Regions from separate parts of the Homo sapiens genome. Here regions 2 and 3 are each linked to region 1. A link is a contact called in ENCODE Hi-C data. All regions are on one chromosome and are shown on one strand. Each heading gives the region's core, a stretch centred on a gene start or an enhancer-like site at or near the end of the contact. The rest is flanking DNA. Distances are from core to core; before and after follow the strand shown. Region 1 has its middle 28 kb from the start of SH3BP5. Region 2 holds the start of RFTN1 (raftlin, lipid raft linker 1). Region 3 overlaps RFTN1 (raftlin, lipid raft linker 1).

What was found. Hi-C counts contacts between places; a loop is a spot of excess contacts on that map. Pooled maps may share reads with other maps.
Region 2: a map of GM12878 shows a loop between it and region 1 (8-fold over the local background). The contact joins the promoter of RFTN1 here to the enhancer-like site in region 1. A Hi-C loop is called at or near these places in 1 of 168 maps with a recorded cell type or tissue (GM12878), 12 of 37 single-sample maps with no recorded cell type and 11 of 50 pooled maps.
Region 3: a loop to region 1 is called in a map with no recorded cell type, with 6 times the contacts of the local background. The contact joins two enhancer-like sites. A Hi-C loop is called at or near these places in 2 of 37 single-sample maps with no recorded cell type and 3 of 50 pooled maps.

The regions. Positions count from the first base shown.
Region 1 is chr3:15,358,697-15,362,965 of GRCh38, forward strand. No RefSeq gene overlaps it. Among named protein-coding and RNA genes, the nearest start is that of SH3BP5, 28 kb to the left of the region's middle. RefSeq lists a silencer at 3,824-3,883. Within about 2 kb of position 3,020, at least 11 of the 41 ENCODE cell types and tissues checked have a DNase peak (open chromatin) inside an H3K27ac peak, as active enhancers do; they include GM12878, where a contact is called at or near this core.
Region 2 is chr3:16,511,384-16,515,652 of GRCh38, forward strand. It overlaps RFTN1 (raftlin, lipid raft linker 1), which reads right to left and starts at 2,316. Exons shown (of 10, transcript NM_015150.2): 1 at 2,059-2,316. RefSeq lists enhancers at 756-1,165, 1,716-1,795 and silencers at 2,086-2,445, 2,476-2,545, 3,699-3,874.
Region 3 is chr3:16,431,279-16,435,547 of GRCh38, forward strand. It overlaps RFTN1 (raftlin, lipid raft linker 1), which reads right to left. Exons shown (of 10, transcript NM_015150.2): 3 at 2,573-2,759. Among named protein-coding and RNA genes, the nearest start is that of RFTN1, 80 kb to the right of the region's middle. RefSeq lists a silencer at 2,447-2,576. Within about 2 kb of position 2,549, at least 3 of the 41 ENCODE cell types and tissues checked have a DNase peak (open chromatin) inside an H3K27ac peak, as active enhancers do.

The DNA.
Region 1 (4,269 bases), core at 1,770-4,269:
TTCCTGATAAAGGATATAACCTTTCATCTTAGTTAAAATCCTTTCTTCATAATTCTGAGTCTCAAAATGCTTTTCTGCAATGTTAATTTCCAACACCTGCTTTATGAGCCGACCATAGCAATTTAACTCCCAAGACCTGAAAATGAAACTCACTGAGTACATTAAAAAAAAATTATCAGGATCATGTGAAAAACTAATTTTTTTTTTTTTTTTTTGAGACACAGTCTCACGCTATCACTCTATCATCCAGACTGGAGTGCAGTGACACAATCATGGCTCACTGCAGCCTCGGCCTCCCAGGCTCAGGTATCCTCCCGCCTCAGCCTCCCAAGTAGCTGAGACTACAGGAATGTCCCACCACACCAAGCTAATTTTTTTTTTAAAAATTTTACAGAGACGAAGTTTCGCCATGTTGCCCAGGCTGGTCTCAAACTCCTGGGCTCAAGTGATCCGCCTGCCGCCCAAAGCGCTGCAATTACAAGCATGAGCCACCACGCCCAGCCGTGAAAAATTAATTCTTAAAAAAGGTAAGGATCAGCGTTGAGTGTGCATTTACAGAACAGAATTCAACAGATACCTTTGTTTCTTTTTTTCTTTTTCTTTCTTTCTTTTTTTTTTTGAGAGAGTCTCACTCTCTCACCCAGGCTGGAGTGCAGTGGCGCGATCTCAGCTCACTGCAACCTCCAAGTTCAAGTGATTCTCCTGCCTCAGCCTCTCGAGCAGCTGGGACTACAGGCGCATGCCACCACGCTCAGCTAATTTTTGTATTTTTTGGTAGAGACAGGGTTTCACCACATTGGCCAGGTGGGTCTCAGAATTCCTGGCCTCAAGTGATCCTCAAGCCTCAGCCTCCCAAAGTGCTGGGATTACAGGCGCATGCCACCACACCTGCCTAATATCTGTATTTTTAGTAGAGATGGGGTTTCACCACAATGGCCAGGCTGGTCTCAAACTCCTGACCTCAAGTGATCCACCTGCCTCAGCCTCCCAAAGTGCTGAGATTACAGGCGTGAGCCACACACCTGGTCTACAATTTTTTTAATTAAAAAAAATTTGTTTTGGCTGGGCACAGTGGCCACCTGTAATATGAGCACTTCGGGAGGCTGAGCCAGAAGGATCACTTGATCCTGGGAGGTCAACACTGCAATGAGCCATGATGGTGCAAGCTGCACTTCAGCCTGGGCAACACAGCAAGACCCTGTCTCTACAAAATAAAAATAAATAAAAAATTTAGGGGCATGATGGCATGCACCTGAGTCCCAGTTACTTAGGAGGCTAAAGTGGGAAGACCCCTTAAGCCCAGGAGTTTGAGGTTATGGTAAGCTATGATCACACCACTGCACTCCAGCCTGGGCAATAGAGCAAGACCTCATCTCTGGAAAGAAAAAAGTGTATCTGTGGCTCCCATTGTATTTCTGTTGGACAGTGCTGCTGCTATTTGTCTATATAGTAAGTACTCAGGAAGACAATTTGTTGGAAGAAACATCAGGAGGCCATTTTTTTTTTTGTAATCCCAAAGTGCTGGGATTACAGGCATGAGTCACCGTGCTCGGCCCTTTTTTTTTTTTTTTTTTAGATGGAGTCTCACTCTGTCACCAGGCTGGAGTGCAATGGTGTGATCTCAGCTCACTGCAACCTCCGCCTCCTTGGTTCAAGCAATTCTCGTGCCTCAGCCTCCTGAGTAGCTGGGGTTACAGGTACACAACACCATGCCCAGCTAATTTTTGTATTTTAGTAGAGATAGGGTTTCACCATGTTGGCCAGGCTGGTCTCAAACTCCTAATCTCAAGTGATCCGCCTGCCTCAGCCTCCCAAAGTGCTGGGATTACAGGTGTCAGCCACCACACGCAGCCTCAGTCTCTCTTTTAAACAGATTTATTGTATAATGTATATATCATAAAATCCAGTTTGGTGAGTTTTACTAAATTTATTGTCATGCAACCATCACCACATTTCTGTTTAAGACAATTTCATTGCCCTAAAAACTTTCCTTGTGCCATTTGTATTCTATCCCTGCTCTCAGCCACCACTAGGTAACTCCTGATCTGCTTTCTATATCTATAGTTTTGTCTTTTCTAGAAATTTCATATAAATTAGATCATACAATATGTGGTCTTTTGTGGCTTCTTTCACTTTAGCATATTGTTTTTGAGGTTCATTCTTATGCACTGTGCTTTTCTTGGCAGTCTCAATTTTTCAGCCTACTTTTAGAGAAAACAAAAATGAGTGGTAGAAAATCTGGGGAAATTCCTCAGTAACTTGATCTGAGCCTAGAAAAGTTGCCAAGGTTAATAAAAAACACCCTGAAAGTTCCATGTCACACTGGGATTGATTTTAAGGATACTGCTCATCTCTCTTTCCTCCTTGTTTTTAAAAGAAAATTGACTGTGTTGGCAAAAGTACTCATTTCCTCATTTTACCTTCCTGTTCTTGTCTATAAACTTACATAATTTATACATTATGTACTCATAGTGTAGATACAAATGTGGCATTCTGTATTTCATTTTCTTTACCATAAAATGTTTTTAAAAGTAATGATCATAAACTTGCTGACCAGCATGCACACTCTCACCTGGAAAACTGAACAGAGGTAACTGCTTTTTATGGAATTTAACAAGACAGTCATTCATTTATTTAACAAAATGCAAGCTCTTACAGCTCTACTTTATACTGAACTCTAACCAGATGAATCTAACATCCCACGGTCCTAAGATTTTGCATTACAAGTCATGCTATTTGTTTAAATAACAGGAAAAAAAAAAAGACAGAAACACTTTAGGAAGCCAATTTTCCTTGCTAATGAGCAGATACTAAAATAATGAGTATCTTCTGACTACCTTCCTCAAACCACTGAAAAGTTTACCCATTAATCATATGTGAACTTTGAAGCGTGGGTGGCTGGAGCTTCTCATAAGCACATCCTTAAAGATGAAACCACATATAAATTGCTAAAGGAATCACCCGGTGAAAGTCAGACTGTGATTAGTAGGTATGGGGAGGAAGGAGAAGTTGAAAGACCCAGGCTGGGGTCAAACCTCTTTCAGTTACGTTTTTAATCAAATTAAGTCAAAACTAACGTTTCATGTCTCTTTTGCTTATTATTGACAGCCGTGTTTAGCTCAGCCATCCCCCACTGAAGCGAACTGTGTCAGTGCACTGTCAGATGCAGCTTTGGAAGACAATTGCTGTCCCTGCTGGCTTCTTCCCTCACGTGCCTGTGTTTCAATGCCTGAGGGCTCCTCTGAGCCCACACACAGGACTGGCCAGAATTGCTGGGAGGTAACACCCCAGGACAGCCTCAACAGATGAGGGCTAGGAGCTGGTGAGTCCACCCGCCAGCCTCCTCACCGCTGCACAGTCTCTCAGAGGGGCCTTCACAGGACTGCGGCCCAGTTGTCCTCTGAGGTATCCTGCTCGGCAATGTGCCCTATGTGGCTTTTCTCTCTTCCCTGTCTCACTTCCTTACTCTGCCTCCTAGAATCATTTCTTAAATAGATGATTTGCCCAAAATCCTTTGCCTCAGGGTCCACTTTTGGGCTAACCGAACTAAGACATCTACAAAATTTTAGATAGGAATAGACTTTAAAGGGATCCTTTGACTTTTTTTTTTTGAAACAGCATCTCACTCTGTCACCTAGGCTGGAATGCGGTGGCGTGATCTTAGCTCACTGTAACCTCCGCCTCCCAGGTTCAAGCAATTCTCCTGCCTCAGCCTCCCGAGTAGCTGAGATTCCACACGCCTGACATCACACCTGACTAATTTTTGTATTTTTAGTAGAGACAGGGTTTCTCCATGTTGGCCAGGTTGGTCTTGAACTCCTGACCTCAGGTGATCCGCCCGCCTTGGCCTCCCAAAGTGCTGGGATTACAGGTGTGAGCCGCTGTGCCCAGCCTCCTATTGCTACTTTTTAACAGAAATCTCTGTGTCTGACTCAGACCCAGAGAAAAGAAACCACAGTGATCAGAGTCATACACAAGGGGGTGCCCTCTAGCAGGTTCGCCTGAGGTTGTCCGCCTCCCGCCTCATGCTATTAACATTCCATAAACACGCCATGGCAGAGAGCAGGGCACTGCTGAAGGTTTACATGCGGTAACTGATTTCATTCTCACAACAACCACGTGAGATGAGTGCTGTTACTGTCCTCATTTTACAGAGGAGAAACCGAGCATTTAAACTAATTTGACCAAGGGCATAGGGCTAGAAAGGTGGTGTTTAAGAACATCCCAGTGCTTTCTAGCCCTTTCTAATCCAAGGGCTAGAATGCTGGA
Region 2 (4,269 bases), core at 1,066-3,565, 1.2 Mb after region 1:
AAGTGCATAAAACCATCAGCTGGACTTATGGATGGACACAGGGATGGCTGGATGGTTGGGGGAGGTGTGTAGTTAAGCAAAGATGGCAAAATGTGAATTAGACTCTAGGTGTGTATATTTAGGGGGTCACTGTTCTTGCAACTTTTCTATATCTTAAAAAATGGGATGGGGATAGAGTCACAGTGTCCTCTCCTTAGTCCACCAAGTTAGAAATTTGGCAAAGCACCATGCCCCACCAAGCCATGGGACCACATAGTTTCAATTCTGCTGAAAAGAGAAGACTGGAAGAACATAAGTAGCTTTACAGGAACTCACATCACTCATGCCAAAGATTTTCTGCTTGTTTCCCTACAGACAAAGCAATTATTTGAATGTAAGCCAAAAATTCCTGCTCAAGAGGGAGAAAAAGAACTCACTGACTTGTATTCCCAATTTATTATCTTTCAATTCCTGTACCAAATCTACTAGCTAACTGCACAACACTCCACTTCCATTTGCCCCATGTCCATACAGCCAAAAAGCAAACAAAGAAAAACCAACCCAGTGACTTGATATACAAATGCAGCCAGAGGATGACGTGCCAGCTCTGGGGCTTTGAATCACTCAGGCGGGCCAGAAACCCCACTGAAGGCAAAAGAGGATGCAGAGCTCAGTCTGAGGTTAGAGTGATTTCACTGAGGTTAGCACACACGCACCAAAGAGTCCCAAACAGCTTGCTTCGTAACCCCTCTCTGGGGTTTGGTGACATCTGGGGTCACTTGAACTTCGTTGGGATTCAGCTGTTCAGAGATACAAATTAGGAATCCCGGCAGCAGAGAGGCCCTACCCACAGGCCCAGAGGTCGCTCACATTACACCCGGCTTCCTTCCTGGCAAGGCCTTAACTTATCCTGAGATGACACACGATGGCAGGGGTTGGAAGATGCCTAGTCTAGTTGAGCGCCCAGCTCCTGAAACAGCTGTACCGACTACAAGGGTTCCAGCACATGAGTTGCTGGAAACTGGGGTGACCACTGACAGAGATTGAGCCAGACTTTTTTTTTAAAAAAGTACTTCTTGTTTGTTTGTTTTAAGCCCCCGAAGAAACTCACTGACACCACCCAGCGTCCCTAGGGATCACCCATAACCACACAGGGCAGCTGAGGGCAAGCACAGAGTCACAGACAGACAGCAGGGAGCGTGCCTGGTTCTACAACCTTGGCCTCCACGCGGTTCTTGCTGCCAAAGGCAGCGACACCGGAGGTGAAGGGCACCAGCCCTGGCCTAGGACTGGGGTGCGCGTGCCTGACAACGGGGCTTCCCGAAATACACAACCACCTCCTCCTCGCCCAGACCCATATCCATCCTGGCGTCCCTTGAGTCTAGAGAAGTGGGTTAAGACAAGGGAAGAAAATCCCTTACAGAAGAGGAGATCCCCGTTTTCAGTGCTGGGGACTCTCGGCACCCGCGTCCCTGTGCTTCTGGTGGTTCCGGCGCTTCCTCGGAGCGCGCGGCATGTCTGCTCCTACACGTCCAGCACCTCTGTCCCCAGAGCAAACCCACCTCCCAGGGCACACGCAGAGGGGCAGTCAGGCACCGCCTCCACCCTGCCCCACCCAGGCCGCGCGCACCCCGGAAACCTGGACTCCGCGACCAGCTCCCTCCTGTTCTTTTCCGAGGACCCCAGCGGCAGTGTGTCCTGGACCCACCTGTAGCCTCCAAGCTCCCCCACCTCTGCGTCCTTCCTAGGCGCTTCTGAGCCTGCAGAGCCTACGACCCCCAACAGGCTGCTCCGAAGTGCCTCTCCCTACATCGCTCCAGGAATGACTCCCCTACACCCGTTCCCCGCAAAAAAAAGTTGGCCCAAGATCCAGGCGTCCCAAGGATCAGCCCAGGTCCCCATCCGACGCGGGCCAGGGGGTGCTGCTCTGGCAGCTCCGGAGCCCCGGCAAAGAGCAACCTGCAGGGAGGCGCCACGCGCGGTTCCCACTACCCGCCAGAGACCCGGTCCATGGGGCCAAACGGAGGGGCCTGTGCCGGTCGACACCCCAAGCCCTGTCGCGCCCCCCCCGCCGCCTACCGTATGGGACCGGCGGAGGAGAAGGCGCGGTCGCGGGCTCCCTGAGGCAGCGTGTTCCGTCCCGGGAGGAAAGTTTGTGCCATACAGAGGAGGCGGCGCGGGGAGGACTTGGGCGCCGGTGGGTGGAGGCGTGGGCGGTGGCGCCGCGTGGTCGTGTGTCTGTCCCTCCGGCGATCGGTGCGTCTGTCCCTCGCCGGAGCCCGCGGCCGCCGCGCTCTCGCTCGCTGCGCCCAGCGCCCGGCGCGCTCCGGCTCCAGCCCCGACGCGCCCCCGCCGCCGCCGCCGCGCGTCCGCCGGCTACACTTCCTCTTCCTCTGAACTCATGTGCAAAATATGCTACGCTGCATCTTCAGGGAAAGCCTCGCGGCCCCTGACAGCAGCCGCTGGAGCGGTGGGCCCGCCCAGCTCTCCCCGCGCCCCCTCGGAGTTCCGCCCGGTCACCTCCACGCGGCCGAGCTGCAAGCGACCCTGGCAGCCTCAGAACCCAGGGGTCAGGGGCTCATCGATCCTCCCTCCCAGCCCCTCCTAATCAAGGTTGTGTGCTGTCAGGAAGAGCGCCTGGGAGACAAGGATCCTTCAAGATTTGAGCCAGGATGCTGAAAGGGCGACTGCCATCAAGGTGCTGATGGCTGGGGGTGGGGTTGGGGCCGACTTGAGAGAGGACCATTTCTCGACCCCATTCCACAGGTGGGAGCATCCCTAAACATCTCAGGTGCTGCTGAAATTCTCTCTTGCGAGTTAGTGCTTCAGGGAAGGGTAATGCCACTGTCTCCGTTGCCATCCCTTGGTCTACCTACTTAAGATGTCCAGAGGTTTGAGAAGATCTGGAGAATCACCTTGCGTGGCAACTTGAGGCACCCAGGGAGAAAATTATATAAAGAGTGAAGCACTAGTAAACCAGGCTGCATTAGTAAAGTGAAGATGTGAGGCAAGGAGCCATTAGAAAATATTTTCTTCGTAAAACTAAACCAAGCAGAATTACAGTGTAGGGGTTAAGAGGGGGAACTTTAAAGTCAAATAATCAGGGTTGGATTCCTGGCTTTAGTACTTACTGGCTGTGTGACTTTGGGTAAGTGACTTAACTGCTCTGCGCCTATTTGTCACATGGCACTTCTTCGTGGGTTATTATATGTAAAGTGTTTAGCAACCACTCTATAACTTAGCTATTATCATTATTTTAAGGGGGCTAGAACAAGAAGGGTGAGATAATTTAATTAATTATCTCCATTTTCTAATTGGGCAAAGAAGACCCTGTGTGGGCAAAGTTAAGCACTGGAGCACACAGGGTGGAGGGCTGGTTTAGGGGCCCAGCAGTGTTTCGATGAGGTCCTTCTGGCACTAATAACACTCCTCCAGCAAGTAAGGAAGCACTATTTTGTTTTCAGGGACTCTTCCTGTTACCACAGCTTCTCAGAGATTTTCTTCCTTATTTTCTCTTTCCATAGCCTTTCTAGTTCTGTTTTGCTCCCCCTCCCTCACCACTGTTTTGTTTTTATTTGTTTTTCTCCTTTCCCTTTCCACCCCACCTTTTCCTGGTGTCACACTCACCACCACTATCCCCAGTGTCCCCCATTTCCCCCCTACACTTGAGCTTGCCACATGAAAGAAAATAAGACCAGGTGACCACGTAAGTCCAGGTTCAGACAGTAGTGCGCAGGGACATTTGCTCAGGGGCATCACCAGAGGTTGTGAACACCCATTTATGAAGCCAAAGGGAGGGGTCTTCATGCTATCTATCTGCCCGAGGCCTTGAATTGCTGCAAGTCAGGGTCCATCCAAAATCTTTCTGATCCTTTGCTGGTCACTAGGCCACAGAAAGAAAATAAAATTGATAGGTGTTAACCGGTAGGCATTTAAAAGAAGATAAAGGAAAAAGGAGGGTGGGGGTGGGGGAATGCAGCATAACCTAGTTGCAGTGTGCTTGATTTCTTTTAAGCAAATCATTTTCACTCTATAAAACTTTTGCACACCGTTGTGTTTTTTGTGCTTTTTTTTTTTAAGACACCAGTGCTTGAGGTTAATATGCTATTCTGATTGCTTCCATTTTCTTCCACTCAATATTTTCCCGAGTGCTAATAATCATGGGCAAATGTCTTAAATGACTTTTTTCCCTGCTTGGATCTGCATTTTTGAGGGTTTTCTAGAACTCCTGATCTTCTTGATATTCTGATGCTTCCTACTGGCACATAGTAGGTGTTCAGTAAATATGTG
Region 3 (4,269 bases), core at 1,299-3,798, 1.1 Mb after region 1:
GTGCCAGGCATGAAGCCAGGCAAGAATTAGGTCCTCCACACACTTGCTACTCAAAGTGCGTGCCACGGACCATCAGCATCTGCCCCATCTGGAAACAAGTTAGAAATGTAGAGTCCCAGGCCTCCCCTGAGACCTGCTATATCAGACTCTGCTCTTTAACCATATCCCCAGGAGACTCACAAGCACATTAAAGTTTGAGAAGTGTTGCTCCACAGCAGGGAGAAAAAAAAAAAAAGATACACCTTCACTTTTTGAGTTAAGCTCAGGCCAAGTCCTGAGCTCATGTCACCGCCTATGGCAGATCACACTGAAGGATGTGCCAGTGATCTGACCCAAATGGACTTGTCTCCTTTAAACACTAAGGCCACTCGGATAATCTGCAGAATAGAATCCCTGGAGCCCAGTGGATGCCTTATAGAATCCATACAACTCATTTGTCTGTTTTGTTTCCTTGCTGAAATTCTGATTTACTTACTGACTACTGAGGGGTAAAATGGGGGAAAGGTTGAGTAATAAAAGTACTTCTTTATGGAAGATCAAAGATATCCTCCCCCACTTTCTTTTCCTAAAGTGGTTCTCCACAAGAATTGTGGGTAAAGGAACTCAGCACGTGCTTCATGCCAGGATTAAGAATGCAGGTACGGGAGACAGCCTTCCTGGGAGCAAGGCAGAACTCTGCTTGCTGCCATCCGTGTGACCTTGACAACTCAACATTTGTGTCTCAGTTTTCTCACCTTTAAAATGGGAACAAAGATGACACTTATTTCATAGCCATATGATACAGATGAAATGATAATGATCAAGCCTCACATACAGTGAGTGCTCACTAAATATAAGCTACTGTCATTATACATATCCTATGTGTCAGTGTCACTCAAAACCACTGTGGCCCCCAATCTTCTCATGATTGACCCAGATAATGATCAACAGCCAATCAACCTAAAGGAACCAATAATGGACTGGGCGTGGTGGCTCACACCTCTAATCCCAGCACTTTGAGAGGCCTATGTGGGAAACTCTCTTGAGCCCAGAAGTTCCAGACCAGTCTAGGCAACATGGCGAAACCCGGTCTCTACCCAAAATAAAAAAATTAGCCAGGCATGGTGGCGTGCACCTGTAGTCCCAGTTACCTGGGAGGCTGAGGTGGGAGGATGGCTTAAGCCTGAGAGGCAAAGGTTGCAGTGAGCTGAGATCATGCCACTGTGCTCCAGCCTGGGTGACAGAGTGAGACCCCATCTCAAGGAAATAAAAAAGAAAAGAAAAGAAACCAATATGCAGCCAGGCTCAGTGGCTCACACCCATAATCCCAGTGGTTTGGGAGGCCAAGGTGGGAGGATCGCTTGAGGCCAGGATTTCAAGATCAGCCTAGGCAACATAGCGAGACCTTGTTTCTACAGAAAAAAAAAAGAGAGAGAGAGAGAAAGACAAACTAATACACATAAAAGGCAGACACTGAGAAAAGTCTTGCCCTACCAAAACATGTGTGAATTCTGGGTTCGAGCAAAAACATGCACCACCTTTCACTTTGAATTCTAATGTGTGTTGACGTAATGTGTGTTGATGTAGAGTAAGAGCCCCAGAGCTTGATCAACCATGAAGAAATAAAGGAAAGGAAAGGAAAGAGGAGTCAGTCTTAGACACGCAACCTCATGCCTCACAGCTGTCCCTTATGAGCACACCAGCCAAATGCTTTGTCTACCTGCAAAGTGACTTTAAAAGGAGAGAACAAGGAGGAGCTGCTCTGTACTCCCTTTTTAAAATGTGGCACATGCTGTCATTCCTTCTATGATAGTTGGCCAAAAGACAAATCTGATTTCCTTTCCCAGACTTCATTTTAATTTTTATTTTTATGAAAGCAGGAAAAACATACTGCTCTCTCCATCCCATCCTCACTGTTTTTTTTTTTTAAAAAAATTAATATTGTTCCTTTTGAAAGACTAACCCCACTTCTCTTTTCTTAATTAGGCTCAACTGAAATATAGGCATAAGCATTCAACTGGGCAAGCCAAACTGAAAAACATCCCCAAGCCCTGAAAATCTAAATCAAGACCAAACCAATTATAGCATTTTATTTAGGTGGTGTTTATTTTTTGTATTTTTTTAACTGTCAAGTGATTGACAGAATTTATGGTAGGCGCAAAATGTTAAAGTATTTCTAGACTTTGCGGGAAGACATTAAGTTTGTCTATAGCCTCTAAACAAAATTATTTGTTTTCCAGTCATGCCTTTCAGTTTAAAAGTATTGCACTTTTACTAGCCACATCATTCTGGGCATATGCTTCTTCTGAGGAGACATTTTTCTAGCTGAGTTTAATCCAGTGAGTTAAAAGAGGGAAAGAATGTAAAATGGAACTCTCTACTTGCAGTTGGACATGCATTTGTTTTTCATCGCAGGATGCTAGGAAAGAAACCTCTCTGGTTGTCTAACTGTTTGCCTCACCTGTCTGAGGGCTGAGGCCCTGAGGACAGCATGCAAATTTCAACCCCCAACCCCATCCTCTCACTTCCCCTCCTCTATTGAGCATAACTTAGCCGCAACAGGATGCTACCCATTCACCCGTGGAGGCCTTACCTGTCGGTTTTCTTGATCAGGATGGCTCTAAAGATGTGCTCCAGGGGCGTCTTCTCCCGCTCATGGGTGGGCTGCACGAAGGGGTGCAGGGCCGCCAGCGAGAAGCCCTGCTGGTACAGCTCCAGGAGCTGGGCGGGCAGGTCACGCAGGGAGGCCAGCCTCACTGCTGAGGACCCAGGGAGCTCCGCTGGAGTGGAGAGAGGAGAGGCTCATCAAAGACCCATCACAACGCCCACTCAGCCCTGCCCAAACCCCTCTTCCCTTGCCCTCGGGGAGGATCCTCTAGGTCACTGCTAAAATGAGTTTGTCCCAGTTTTTACTGTCTTCAAACAGACTTTATAAGCAGCCTGTCGTTTTCCAAATCACCCAAAGGCATTAATAATTGGATGTCGGCCAGGCGTGATGGCTCAGGCCTATAATCCCAGCACTCTGAGAGGCCGAGGCAGATGGATCGCTTGAGCCGAGAAGTTTGAGACCAGCCTGGGCAACATAGTAAAACTCGGTCTCTCTTAAACAAACAAACAAACAAACAAACAAACAAACAAAAACAAAAAAACCCCCTCAAAATTAGCCAGTGCTTGTGGTCCTGGCTACTCAGGAGGCTGAGGTGGGAAGATCGCTTGAGCTGGAAATGGGGAGGTTTGCAGTGAGCCATGATAGGGCCACTGCACTCTAGCCTGGGCAACAGAGCAAGCCACTGTCTCAAAAATGAAATAAAATAAAATAATAATGGACTGTCTTAGATCTAGAGTCGTCTTATCAGTGATCACAATGAAAAAGTCATTTCCACCCTCTAAAAAAAAACACACAGAAATAAAGAAAGAAAGGAAGAAGGGAAGGGAAAAGAAGAAAAATACATTGAGCAAATATAAAAATACTAGGTGGCAAAAAGCAGCATAAACAAAGTCAAAAGACAAACTGGAACAAAATTTCTGTGACCCTTAAGACAAAGGGCTAATTTCCTTAAATTTGCAAAACACTCCCCACCCCAAAATAATTTTTAAACGGGAAAAATATATGAATAGGCAATTGCCTTAAAAGTGTAAAAGGCTAACCAATATTTGAAAACACACTTTAATTCAGCATTAGAATTACACAAATAAAAACCAGGAATATTTTCACCTATTGAATTATTTTAAAATTTGGATTTTTAATTTATTTATTTTTGAGAAGGGCAAACAACGTTCAAAAGTCAAAAGGTACAAATGTGTATTCAGTGAAAAGTCTACATCCTAGCCCTATCCTCTACCTCCTACATTTATTTCCTTAGAGGAAATCAGTATTATCTTTTTGTGTGTATATGCATTAACAATCAAAGAATTCATACAAAAGTGAACAGGTCTATATATTTCCCTCCTCTTCTACACAAATGTCAGCATAACATTACACACCTAGCTTTTTAGAATCAATTTTTATCAATTAACAGTATACTTTTCGGCCAGGGGCAGTGGCTCACGCCTGTTATCCCCGCACTTTGGGAGGCCAAGGTAGGCGGATCACTTGAGGTCAGGAGTTTGAGACCAGCCTGGCCAACATGATGAAACCCCATCTCTGCTAAAAATATAAAAAATTAGTCCGGTGTGGTGGTGCATGCCTGTAATCCCAGCTACTCGGGAGGCTGAGGCGGAAGAATCTCTTGAACCTGGGAGGCGAAGGTTGCAGTGAGCCGAGATTGCGCCACTGCACTCCAGCCTGGG